Linked DNA regions of Homo sapiens: region 2 is linked to region 1. The links are chromatin contacts, found by Hi-C or POLR2A ChIA-PET in ENCODE. All regions are on one chromosome and are shown on one strand. The core of a region is the stretch at or near the end of the contact, and the rest is flanking DNA. Distances in the headings are between cores, read along the strand shown. Region 1 overlaps ITPR1 (inositol 1,4,5-trisphosphate receptor type 1). Region 2 overlaps ITPR1 (inositol 1,4,5-trisphosphate receptor type 1).

Region 1 (6,387 bases), core at 334-2,833:
AATCCCAGCACTTTGGGAGGGCCAAGGCAGGCAGATCACCTCAGTTCGGGAGTTCAAGACCAGCCTGACCAATATAAACCCCGTCAATACTAAAAATACAAAAATTAGCTGGGCGTGGTGGCAGGCGCCTGTAATCCCAGCTACTTGGGAAGCTGAAACAGAAGAATCACTTGAACCTGGGCGGCAGAAGTTGCAGTGAGCTGAGATCGCGCCACCGCATTTCAGCCTAGACGACAGAGTGAGACTCTGTCTCAAAAAAAAAAAAAAAATCTTTCAAAAACGTGCAGTTACACTAAGAGATGACCGTGGAAGGAGTGCTCCAGATGATTAAAAAAAAAAAACAAAAAAAAAACTCTAGGTACATCCATCCGCAGGAGCTAGGGGAGAGGGGATGTTGAGGAAACTCATCCTGCAGATTTGGTTGTGGGCAGCTGGATTCATCTACAGTGATAATTGTCTACTCACAATATGATATAGCAACTTCCCAGGAGAAAAACTAAAACAAAATAAACCTGAATCCAAGTGTTCGTAAGCAGCAACCCCAACGCAGCCAAAAGAAATATTTGAGAAGTCAGCGTAGCCCTGAAAAAGATGTCCAGCATTAATTGAGAGGGCTGCTGATGACAGGTCAGGGAAGACGGGCCTCTCCTGAGACATCAGGGATTTGGCTGAGAGCGAAGAAAATCTCTGATAGCGAAGGCTGAGGAACAATGATGAAAACTTTCCTGAGAAACTAAAAAAGCATATTCTAGGCTCCAAAGCCCATCTGCCTACAGATATTCAAGGAGGGGGCTTAGACAAGGAGTCTGCTCAGAAGAGACTGGCCAGCTCGCGCTCAGCCCGGCAACTCTACATCGCGTGATTTTCCATGTCTAACATCCTTGCAGGATGACAGCCTCCACCTGCATCTATTGAGGAAGCACATTTTCTTTGTCACTACAGCCTGCTTTTCTTAGGCTGAAGCTCTGCCCCCTTTCCAGACAGAGAGGAAGGAGACTTCACCAGGAAAACAAAAGAATCAAGAAACGGAAATCAAATCAAAGGCAAAGGAGAGAGCCTGGGAGAATCTAACTCTTACGGGGCCTGAAATGCAGGAGCACAGGGCAATAGCCTGTTAGTTCAGCTGCGGCCCCCAACCTCTATGTGTGTTTTTTTAAAAAAGGTTCTTTTAATATCCAAAACCTGTATCTCTTCCCTTTCTCACAATTTCTCCTCTAATTGCTCATCCCTTTACTTGCACAAACCCCAGACCCTTTATTCTATCTACGCTAAAGGAAGAATTACCTGGACAGTGACAGAACACTTCTACAACTGCAGTTTAGGAGTAAGAACTTTGAGCAACATTTGTTCTCTCCGAACCATCTGGCATATTACTCCACATGCCACTTTCAAAATAAACTCTGACCTGGCTATGGTTTGAGACACAGGACTCAGCTACAGGCTGGCAGTTAAGTTTCAGAGACCTGTGGGAGTTGAGAGGAAAATCACAATTGCATTACGTCCACTGTGTCTGGAAAAGTGACTGAGAGGCAGCGTCCTGACATCCTTTCATTGTGCAGTCGGCGCTTGCCACCTAGTGGAAAGAAAGGCACATGTGCAGAAGCCTGGCAGAGGAGCGGGAGCCTCTGGTGGTCCTTTTTCTCCCTCTGGCACCAAGCAAGTGTCTTCAGGGTGCTGAATTTAGAAGGACGAGCACAACAAAGCCAAGTGAGGTCCGAGGCAAAAACCACAGGCACTGAAGCTGTTCTTAGGGAAACCAATCAACTCAAAAAAATTCGAGGTTTTCCATCCAAGTTTCCAAACCAAGAAGAGTATGAGGGGGGTGGGGTCCTCCCAGTACTAACACCTTGCCACCGGGCAGATCTGTGCTGTTGGCCGTGTGGGCGTCGGGTAAGATCCCCTCTCCATGCACCCCTCCTCTGCAAGCAGCCCACCCCCAATCAACATCGAAGTAGCCAGAGTGATGCAGTCTAGATCTGCACCCAAGGCTGCTGGCACATCCGCCTCTCTGACGCCAAAAAGCACGAAAACGTCAAAAGACCACTGAACTCTGAGGGAGCCTGAGATGGGGGATGAGTCTGGACCACTCTCAACGGCTGCTTCCTCCTCTGTACCAGGAAGATCCTAAAACCCACCCTAACTCCTTTTATACACTGCTGTGCAGCCCAGACAACCTGGTGGACGCAAAGGCACTAAAAATGCTAATGATCTGGGAGAACCTGAAAAATGCCACTTGTATAGATGAAGGAATTGAGGCTCAGAGAGGGCAAGTAACTTGTCCAAGGTCACACAGCAGCTCATAAATGGTAGGTCTGGTATTTAAACTGCACTCTTCCTCCTGCACCATAAATGCCAGTCTTCCCTCCTGTACCAGGAGGCCAGGAGAGCAGCCCTCTACCCGCCAGAGCACAAAGTTCACTTGGACATCAGCGCTCACCGAAAGGATCCACAGCTTGCCTAATCTCAGAGGTAAGATTTCCTCCATGTCACCACAGACGGCAGCATGGAGACCACCAGATGTTGGCCACACAGAGGCAGCTCCTTCTCTTGAAATAAAGAAGGTGCAAGGACAAGAACCATCCTGTGAAACATGACGTCCCTCCCAGTCCAAGTGTTCAAACAATAACAACATGAACATGATGCAGAGAAGTTTTACCACAGAGTTCCTCATGCACTGACAGAGGGTTAAACTGGGTCAGGGTTTTCCAAGCCATATTAACTGTGGAAGCAAAGCTTTCAAAATGGACTCTAGAAATAGGGGTGACAAGGATGAAAAAAAGGAAGGTGAGCCTCGGGTACCCCAGTAAGGAGCACAAAAGGGAGGAGAGGCTCCCCAGCAAATCCACAAACCCACAGCAGGAAGGCCTCAGTCAGAGTGTCTTTCAAAGCCAACATTTCACCAAGACATAACTAGAAGGATAACCATAACAGCAGAATTCACAACACTTTCCAAGGACAATTACAATTTGAATTCCCTTCACCCAATTCCCTTCATTAAAGTGCCTTAAGAAAATCCCTCCATTTCTTTTTCAAAATCTTGCCAAAAAAAGAAAGAAACACCCTCAATACCACCTTCCATGCCCACTGCTGAGATCATCGTGTAGACACACATGTCAGACACAGGAGCAACTGTTTCAATCCTAGACCAGAATCAAGCACTCCACAAGAAAACTGTCTTACTTATACCCACCCTTTCCATGTAACACAACCGCTGCCTTCTTCAACCCATAAATGTGGACACCTGAAGTCCAAAGTGTCTACGTATCAGCATTACTTGGCGATATGGTCTCCAGAGAAAGAGCCATTTTGCACTTAAAATTCTAAACCATCCTATACACTAAAGCCTATTTCTGACCTTGCAGAAATCAAGGACGGATTAGCTGAGTATCTAATCACACGCCAGGTGCACTAAGCCTCATGTGTTACCTCCATAGCCTCAGTAACACTATCCACCTCACATACTTACTCCCTGAAAAAGCTGTGTGAGTCATGGATTGAGGTCAACAGCAATAAGGCAATTGGTTTGAAAAGACCATCTTCCATATGAGGTGTCACTGTCTCCAACCCTAGGAGTCTTCCAAGTGATACCATGAACTTCTCCAACTTAGAAATGGAGACCCCGTTACTACACATGGAAATACCATCATCAACAACAGTCCCTGGACCAATCGAGACACAAAGGACTATGGTCCCTCTCAAGGGAAGCACAGAACATGATCGTGTTTTAAGGGAGCCTAAGGTTCCTCCTTCCCCAGCACTCCGTGACCACAGTGACAGTTTCTTAAATGGAGCTCCAGATCATTTGGCCGCACCCTACCAGATGAAGACAAGAAGGCTCTTGTCCATACTTACTGAGGGCTGAAACTCCAGGCATTCTTCCTCAAAGTCAGGGTCTACCTGATGAAAAAGAATCATTAGGAAATTAAAACATCCATTGCTTTCTTAAGGACTGGGCCCCACTTGCAGGAGACTTCAAGGCCTGCAAACATCCTTGAACAGCTAAGAACTTGTCCATTCCCTCTGTTCACAAAACCAGCATGCCACGACAATGATACAGGTCACATGGGTACAGCACACATGGAACATCCACCAGTCACCAAGAGACGGCTCTCAAGTATAGACAGAGGAAGACAATGAATTCACTGGCAAAGCAATAGTTAAAAGCCTGAGATGAATAAAAGATCAATACACAGTCACTGATAATCCTATTTTTAGCTAAAAATAAAAAATGTAGGCCTCCAGCAAGAGCTACATTAGCTTCAAAACATGACAGATAATGCCACCACCATTAGTCTTCAGGAAACCACATAAATCATCTCTCACAGCTGATTAGCTGGGTCTGTAATTCCCTATGGCTTTATCTCAAATTTGAACTTGGAGTTCTTGATCTTCAGTTCTTAAATATATCAAAATCATCACTTCATGTATTAGGCACCGTGGGGGGCTGAGCACACTTAAGAGCCAGCCTTCCTCGGGTCAGGCACAGGAGCAGTGCTGACACCCACCATCACCTTGGAAATCTCTCAGTAGTCTCATGGGTGGTCCCAGACAACAGTGGGGGTCTTTTGATGCACGACTAGAATCTGATAGAAATATGCATCATACATCTCCCAGCAGATCAGAGTAAAGCTCGACATGTCACACAGTAGGATGGCTGCTTCATTTGATACAAAAATTAAAAGGTAAATTCCTCCTGTCCTTCAGCATTGAGTCTTTCGTCTCCTCAAAAACTCTTCACAGACATTTTTTTTGAGACAGAGTCTCATTCTGTCACCCAAGCTGGACTGCAGTGGTGCGATCTCGGGTCACTGCAACCTCTGCCTCCCGTGTTCAAGCGATTCTCCTGCTTCACCCTCCCAAGTAGCTGGGACTACAGGCGTGCACCACCACACCTGGCTAATTTTTGTAGAGACGGGGTTTCACCATTTTGGCCAGGCTGATATTGAACTCCTCAGCCTCCCAAAGTGCTGGGATTATAGGTGTGAGCCACTGTGCCTGGCCCCTTCACAGACATTTAAGGTAAAGTTAATTTCCGTGATTTTTGACATTCCTACAAGTAAAAGATAAGCCACTGTCTATTCCACTAATGCTCTGAGTAGCCAAATTTCTTTATAAGATTATCTAATTCCTTATACGTCTTAGTGCTTCCGGTTCCACATATCATGTTTCTGCTGCAGCCTCAGTCGCTCATGCTAGGTGTGGGGCTGGTAGACAAGACGTGGGGAGGGTCGTATATAAAAGCGAAATGGAAAATAATACCGAAAACCTAGATCGGCATGATCTTCTAACTTACTTTCTCCCCACATCTTGATCAGCATCCCTGTCACCTACCAAAATGTGGTAATCATTTTTGAGTCTTCTAGGAAAATGAATCAGAAGGAAACAGAAAAACAGGAGGAAAAGCAAGGTGACTGAGTGTATTTCCCTAAGCCTTTTACAACACGACGGCTACAGGCGAATGAGGAAAGGCGGTGAGGTGCGTCAGCCTTGAAAGAGAAAACCACAGGAGCTGCTACTTACCTCTGCTGCCAAGTAATGCCCCGTGGCCAGATGCTTGAAACGGAAAAGGCTGTTCCAATACCCTGCTCCGCCCCGACATGGGTCATGCTGGACCACCTGCAAGAATGATCAACAGGAGTCAATGAAATGTCAACCTACACTAGGAAGACATTAAATCGGAGGTATCACAAGTCATAGTTCAGGAGGGATGTTTATAAGCTAGAAAAAGAAAATCAGCATCTTCAACAAACCCATTGCCAGTGTCACGTGTAGCATCCAAACTGAAAAGTAAGCAGTGTCTCTCCAAAGAAGGCATCGAGTCTCCTAGTTAACATACAATGGTTGGAATAAAAACTTCAGTGGTTTTCAGGTTATTTGCCTTAGCCATAATGAAGTAGCAGATTCTGAAATTTACCTACCAAAAGCACAGCCAATAAAAAGGACTTTCGTGGAGAACTGTCAAAGCAATCTACGCATGTACTCATGTGCTAGAACACACACGCAGGCCTGTGCTCTGAAATGTGAAACTCAGAGCCGGGGCCAATGTATCAGAAAAATAAATGTCACATCAGCTTCTGGCCATGACAGAGTTAACTAGCAGTGGTAGTTGGTGCCATAAACAATTAGACACTGCAGAGAATAGATGAAATTGCCATAGACAACTAGAAAACTGGATAAAATATCCCAAACAACTGTGTTCACATGTTGGACAACTGGTGGTACACAATGGTGATCTCTGAGAATAGGGAAACAAACAAGGCCAGCTTGGCTATTGCTTTGATTTTCTACCTGAGGGTCCTCTCTGGATGGCAGCATAGGGAGGAAGAATCCAAGCTAAGGGCATGAAGCTCATGGAGTTAAGGAGACAGATCAAAGTTTAGGGAGACT
Region 2 (6,694 bases), core at 2,849-5,348, 65 kb before region 1:
CAGTCTCCCTGCTCCAGTGTCTCTGGGAGAAACAAGGTTTCCTGCACTCAGGGTTACTTTGGAGATGAGTTTCCCACCCCATGCGTTTCCCTTGAGGGCTTCATGGTCTGGGTTTCCTGGCCCCATCCCAGCCATGCCACACAGATACCACCCTCCCCCTTGATTTAATAATTTCCAGCCCATGGATGAGCAACAAAAGGATGCCTCGAAAGGACATGCAGGTGAGGGGGAAGGGGTGAGAGGGCATGCAGGGGCTACACAAAGGTGTGCCTGGAGAAAAGTCCACCGCTCCATCTGCAGACAGTGCCGTGAATCTGCCCTCCAAAAGGACATGTGCCTGGAGCAGAGAAGAGATGTCAGATGGAACTGCCAGACCCCACCTGGGCATCTCGGGACCAAAGTCACACACCAGCGGTGTGACTAGTGTGAGGTGTAGTCTGAGGCCACGAGACAAACCCGAGGCTCACGCTGCAACTATGTGACCTTGGCCTCTAACAGGGCTCCAGCACACTCACCTCAGGGCCAGAAGGTGGCTGTCAGGTGGCAGGCCAGGGCTGGTGTTGAAAGCATGAGATGAGTGACACTACGAAATCTGGTGGTGTCTTCGTCCAGCTCAACATTACCCTTTTGATAGTTTGATCCCCAAGAGGGAAGAAAGCCTCTTAATATAGGGCTGCTATATTATGTAATCTAATGATTTCTGTCTTTTGTCTATTTCCCAACAGAGAAAATGAAAGAAAGATCCAGGGCATTAAACTACTTCGGCAAAGACAACAAGGGTTGCTCACTCAATTCTGGACAGACGACCTTTCCTGCATGAGTCCAACTCCACTAATCTCAGGGAGAAAACTTCCCTCTGAAGCATGCAGCCTCCTGCTCGGGGTGGGGAGGGACAGTGCTGGTGGTAGGAAGGACATGAGTGGGGAAGGAAAGTAAAAGCAGAGCACAGGTAAAGGTATTTTCAAAATGATAGAAAGATCACAATCCAAGAATGCATTTTTAACTCTACCCTTACATTCTGTATGCTAAAGAATTAAAACTGTGTAAACATTTTTGCTATCTTCCCTTAGTGCAAAAAGAACATATGAGAAAAAGCAGAATTAAAGCAATTTCCCATGCATTTTAGAGCAGACAGAGATATAGACAGAAGTATTATATTCTACTATTTGCATGGGAAACCCTCCCACTACAGCATCCTTTATACTGATCCAATATGATCAGAACAAAAGAATTATAGGCATGGATTCACCATAGGAATGCACGGAGCTACCCTCTTACCCCTTTGCCAATCAAAACAAAAGCAAAAGAAAATAAAGATGGAACTAGTATGTCGTCTGTTTGAATTCTCTTGCCTGTGCTCTCTTTGTCCAGAGAAGCATCTTGAATTCTTTCAGAATAGAAATAGGTAGTATATATCTATTTCTTAATCACCCGGCAGGGATTATGTTTTATGATTGTACTGACACACTATTTCCTCTGTTAAACTGCTGTCATGCTTGTTCTAAAATTAGTTTAATTAATTCTTAAAACAAAAATTAAATTTAAATTAATAACTGTCTTTTCCCTTGAAAATTTTACGAAGCCGTTTGAGAAAACAGAGGATGCTTTGCATCTTCAAGAATCGTGTCTAACCAGAAAAACACTTTTCAATGTGATCCCTTCGTGGAATAGACTGGAAAACCCCAGAGCACTGCATGAGCATCCTGTGACTATGGCTCATCCAGGGTTTAGCTCTGGCTCTCTGTGTGGCCCTGAGCCAGTCACTGAACCTCTCTGGGCATCCACTTCCTGACCTACTCAAGGAGGACAAAGCAAATATTCTTTTTTTGTGTGTCTGTCTGTTTTTGTGATGGAGTCTTGCTCTGTCTCCCAGGCTGAAGTGCAGTGGCATGATCTCGGCTCACTGCAACCTCCGCCTCCAGGGTTCAAGCGATTCTCCTGCCTCAGCCTCCTGAGTAGCTGGGACTACAGGCATGCACCACCACACCCAGCTAATTTTGTATTTTTAGTAGAGACATGGTTTCACCATGTGGGCCTGGCTGATCTCGAACTCCTGACCTCAAGTGATCCGCCTGCCTCGGGCTCCCAAAGTGCTGGGATTACAGGTGTGAGTCACCACACATGGCTGCAAATATTCTTTAGGATTCCTTCTAACTAAAATACTAATTAATCCTTGGTTTATTTTCAGTAAATTTCATTTCACAATATCTAGCTGGCAAGTTCCCTAAATAATCCAACCCATGGGCCAGGCATGGAAGGGGCCAGGCCATACATGGTATCTAAGTCGGTAAAACCACCCATAGCCTATACTAGCACTTCCTTCTAATGCGGATGTTGGCTATGTTTCCTTGAGGATAAGGTTATTTTATGGCAATAAGCTGTAATTTCAATAAATATAAGCATATTAATAGGATATATATGTTCAAATAAGATCTGTATAAATACAATGTATAATACCCCAAGGAAAAGATAATGTTTAGTAAATGAATAAATGGAATTATATTTTTATTGTCACGTTTTTTACATGAAAGGTGAAGCCCTCATTGAACATGTGTTTAGGGGGAACATTTTGAGGGCACGGGCTCTCTGAAATTCCCATGTTCTGTATTCCTGCTTAGTCCCAGGACCAGTCACTGCGTTCAGGCGCTGGCACCTCCAGTCAAGGCCAATCTCACACATCAGCAGGCGATTCATAGTGATCTGATGTGCTCTGGTTTTGAACTGAGAAACCAACTAGTGCCCTCTACTGCCTCTTCATATTTACTCTGCAATCTTGTCTTCCCAGTGTTTTTAGGCGAGGTGAGCAAAACCTAACTTAATAGAAAAATGACTCCCAATGAATGGCTTTGAAATAGAAATTCAAACTGCACCTCAAGTCACTGAATCTTAAGTGTCCTTCCTGGATGAGGCCACGAATCAGGCCCTCATTATGGTACCTTGGGTAGTAACTGAATATATGCATATGCGACACTGATCTACTCACTTGCAACACATAATGTACCCAGCATTTTATCAAGGGACAAATTTCTACTACAAATGAAAGAAATTATACTTTATCATTCTTAAATGAAAAGGAGCACACAGACTTCCTAAGGTGACTATTTCTGGTGTCTGCACAACAGCACCCACGCACATCCATCCATCCGCTTCATGTGTGCCTATCACAGACCAGCACAGATCGCGGCCTGCAAATACCCTTTGTTTTCTACTGCCCTCAGCAGTAATCCCCTTCCTACCCTGGGGCTTCTAGAATTTTCCTTTGAAATGGGATGTCTCTTTCTATGACTAACCTGATAGAAACCGAATGCAATTCAAAAAATGTAACTGTACCGTAGATCTAGTTATCAGCAAATCAAAGACAATTTGTATCTCCAGCCGCTCGAATCAGTCTTCAGAGTTCCTTTCCACTCACTCATAACCTCAGAGGAGACCAACAGTGAACAGGCTTGCAAATATGTTTGCTGGGCCCGATCCTGCATCAGCCTCTGAAAACCCACACTAAGAAAACAGAAAGCTTTAAAGAAAATTGAGCTAAAATAGAAGTTATCTAGCATTTCAGTAGAACAACTTTAAATCTTCCTATCTGCTGAGACAACTATCTTTACTAACTCTATTTGTTTTTAGAAACAGAACTAAGCAAAAATTATTTAGCTCCAACAATGTGGTTTCACCTACAGTTTATAGGACAAGCTCATCAGAACCCAATAGCAAAGTTCATTTTTTAAAAACACATTCTGACATGACCAAATTATACAACTTCAGTCATTACGGAATAATCTCAGTGATATGCATATATATATATATATATATATATATATATACACGCACACACACGTATCTACACACAGACATATATAAATATATATAAATATATATATATATATATCCCTCCACTGACTTTGCAATAGGTTCTGTATGTTCTGAGTTGAGTTTGCTCTGTGGTTGCCAGTGTCTAACAGTAAACAGCCCCACTGCATTTATTGGCAATTACTGCTGAAGGTCACACATCAGCAGTGAGCCTAAATTCCAGGAAAAAAAGCAGCTCTTATGTAACTGCTGCCTGAACACTGGCAGGTACCCAACCCAGCAGTTCACAGCAATGTAAAAAGTAGGACATCTCCACCCTGGGTTGGGCGTCATGAGAACGCCCCCTGAAGGTGAAATTTAATCACTCTTTGTTTCTCCTGTTTCCCCCTCTACCTCGAATTTTACAATGGCATCTTTTGCCGGCAGAAGCAGCTCAAGTAGGAGAAGTCGAGGAGTTAACATATGCAGGCTGCAGCCGCCCTGAGTAGCTGGAATGTGAATTTAGCTTTTTTGTTGCAATGCAGGAGGGCAAAGTTGCTAGCTGGCACCAATGGCTCCAGAGATTCCACAGTTCCAAGGAGGCAGTGATTCAGTGGGAATCACATCTCAAATACGTAGAAACAGACACGTCCACTGAACCACAGTACCTGCTTTCTAAACACACCAATCCCTTCTACAGACACATCTATGAAAACTAGGTGGACTACTGTTCTGCTCACCACCTCGGGAGTACTTCGCTGGAACTATCCGTTTGATTAGTGCAGCACTTTAAAGCATAGGAAAGCAATTCACATGATTACCTGTTGGGGCCACTCACCTGTCATCACCTGATCTCCTAAGCCGCTACCTGGCCTCCCTGCTTAGGTAGAAGTCCCCGGATTCCATGAGCTTCTCCTTTCTAATGTGTCTCACAGCTGAGAGCTGTCATCTTGCATGAATCTGTATTATTGTCCCTTTGCCCCCCACAAAACTGTAATCTCCAGAATGGCAGACACTGTGCCCATTTGGGGCACCACTGTATCCAAATCCCCCTGGACGTAACAGGCACTCAAATATTAGTCATATAAATGAATGTCTTTAGCACCAGCTGTTAACTCTTTCAAGCCAAGAATGGCTAGAGGAGGGAACTTTCTGGGATGATGGAAACATTCTGTGTCTTGATTTAGGTGGCGGCTACACAGGTGTACACATGTGTAACAATTCACCCAGCTCTGAGCGGAAGGTACAACAACATGAGGAGTTTCTCTCTCTCCTCCACCCCATCTGTCCCCCTGCCCCAGCCCCAGGGGATTAAGAAAAATCAGGGGGTAAGGATGGAGACCCTGCCTCTTTGCTTGCCAAAAAACAAACAACCCCTCCTCTTCCTGGTTTCAAACAAAATTTTATTCTAGAATGCAGCGGGGAAGACCCCATACCATGCGCTTTTCTTGCAGGAAATCTACACCTGTGTCCTCATTTCACCCTGTTTTCTCAGAGCACTGACAGGGCCTCAGTAGGCATTGTACTTTTTATCAAGTCATTAATTGCACATCAAGTGGCCTTTATGATCAAAGCATGGCGTCCCTTCCTCAGTGGGCCACTGGGCAGGCCCTACACAGCCTTGGGGCTCTTCCCCACCACATTTAGACTTTGGAACATGGGTACGCAGTTCAGATGTGAGGCCCTGCCTTAATCCCGGGCCAGCACGAATTCTCATTAAGCTTCTGCAGAACTCCAGCTGTGGGCTGCAGGTTTCCAGGAGTACACACCGGCAAACGACTTGGTGGGGGAGAAACCACAGGAGCTGTGGTAGCTTCCAGAACGGCATCAATTATAAAGGCCAAGGAGGCATCTCCGCTGAGAGGGCCAGATCCACCAGCCTGAGGGGCTGGGGACAGGGCATCGGTGTCCCAGCGCTGGCAGTTGCCAGGGGAACAACGCAGAAGGGGATCCACAGTTGCTTCTTCAGGGAATTTTCAAAGAATCTGAGTGGCTGCCAGAACATTCCTCTTTTATAAACAGACAGTATTCTATTTCCTAGAGTATAATTACAAACACACCTGCTCCAACTGTGGAATCTTTCCATAAGTGAGCAATAAACTCCCAGCCAGGAGACCCAAGTTCTATCTTGAGCAAGCAAACACATCAACTGATTACTATGGGGCAAAACAGTGTATTAATAACACCACAGACTCTGATTAGGGAAGGTTTTCCTTTCCCGACTTCATTTGTACTTAAGCAAATAGAAACTCAACCTCAATATTTCAGAGGAAAAATTTAAATCAGTGAGGCATTTACAACTCTACGTAGAAACAAGAGTCTTAAAGGGTGCCAACATCAAATTCAGCATAGAAGTGATTTTTCTGGCATATAAATAACCCGGAAGAAGGAATGCTAAACAGGAAACGGCAAAATTCCCTGCAGTTAACGGCAGTTAATTAAGTTGGTGCACTCCCTTTTGTTTTTCTCACCTTCTAGTCTTCCCAGAAGGCATGGCCCTCTCACCTGCTCCCGTCTAATTAATATAAGGAAAAATCTGTGCTTATGGAATTGACTGTGGTAGAACAGTAAGCACATCAGGAAAGCCAGCCACGTGTTTGTCCTGATTTAGTCACTGTCTAGCTGTGTGAGCTAGGACCAGTCACTTAGCCTCTCTGAGCTCCATTCCGGAGGCAACTGTGCCAAATTCAACATAAGCACTCATGCTGCTTTCTGTTTCAAGCTGGTAATTCAAACCCTCCTTAGGGATATCTGAACCATTTCTTAGTATTCCTGAAATTACGGTGTATTAATTAGAGTAGATACTAGAGTAGACAGCATGTTCTATTTGGTAGCTCTATCTCATCTAAAGGCATTAGTTGGTCTACTAAAAGAAGAAACAGAGATCTGAAGTAGATCAGAGAAGTGA

The links. A loop is a pair of places that touch in the nucleus more often than their neighbours do. ChIA-PET counts read pairs that join two places held with the same protein, here RNA polymerase II (POLR2A). Pooled maps may share reads with other maps.
Region 2: a loop to region 1 is called in a pooled map, with 5 times the contacts of the local background. The contact joins two enhancer-like sites. A Hi-C loop is called at or near these places in 18 of 168 maps with a recorded cell type or tissue (Caco-2, Calu3, HCT116 and 12 more) and 14 of 50 pooled maps. POLR2A ChIA-PET finds 5 or more read pairs at or near these places in 3 of 52 experiments (H1, HEK293 and WTC11).

Annotation. Positions count from the first base shown.
Region 1 is chr3:4,651,352-4,657,738 of GRCh38, reverse strand. ITPR1 (inositol 1,4,5-trisphosphate receptor type 1) reads right to left here. Exons shown (of 62, transcript NM_001378452.1): 11 at 5,521-5,616; 12 at 3,853-3,897. Among named protein-coding and RNA genes, the nearest start is that of EGOT, 97 kb to the left of the region's middle. Within about 2 kb of position 1,583, at least 4 of the 41 ENCODE cell types and tissues checked have a DNase peak (open chromatin) inside an H3K27ac peak, as active enhancers do; they include heart right ventricle, where a contact is called at or near this core.
Region 2 is chr3:4,718,300-4,724,993 of GRCh38, reverse strand. The region is part of intron 40 of ITPR1 (inositol 1,4,5-trisphosphate receptor type 1); the gene reads right to left. Among named protein-coding and RNA genes, the nearest start is that of EGOT, 30 kb to the left of the region's middle. RefSeq lists an enhancer at 5,580-6,080. Within about 2 kb of position 4,098, at least 24 of the 41 ENCODE cell types and tissues checked have a DNase peak (open chromatin) inside an H3K27ac peak, as active enhancers do; they include heart right ventricle, where a contact is called at or near this core.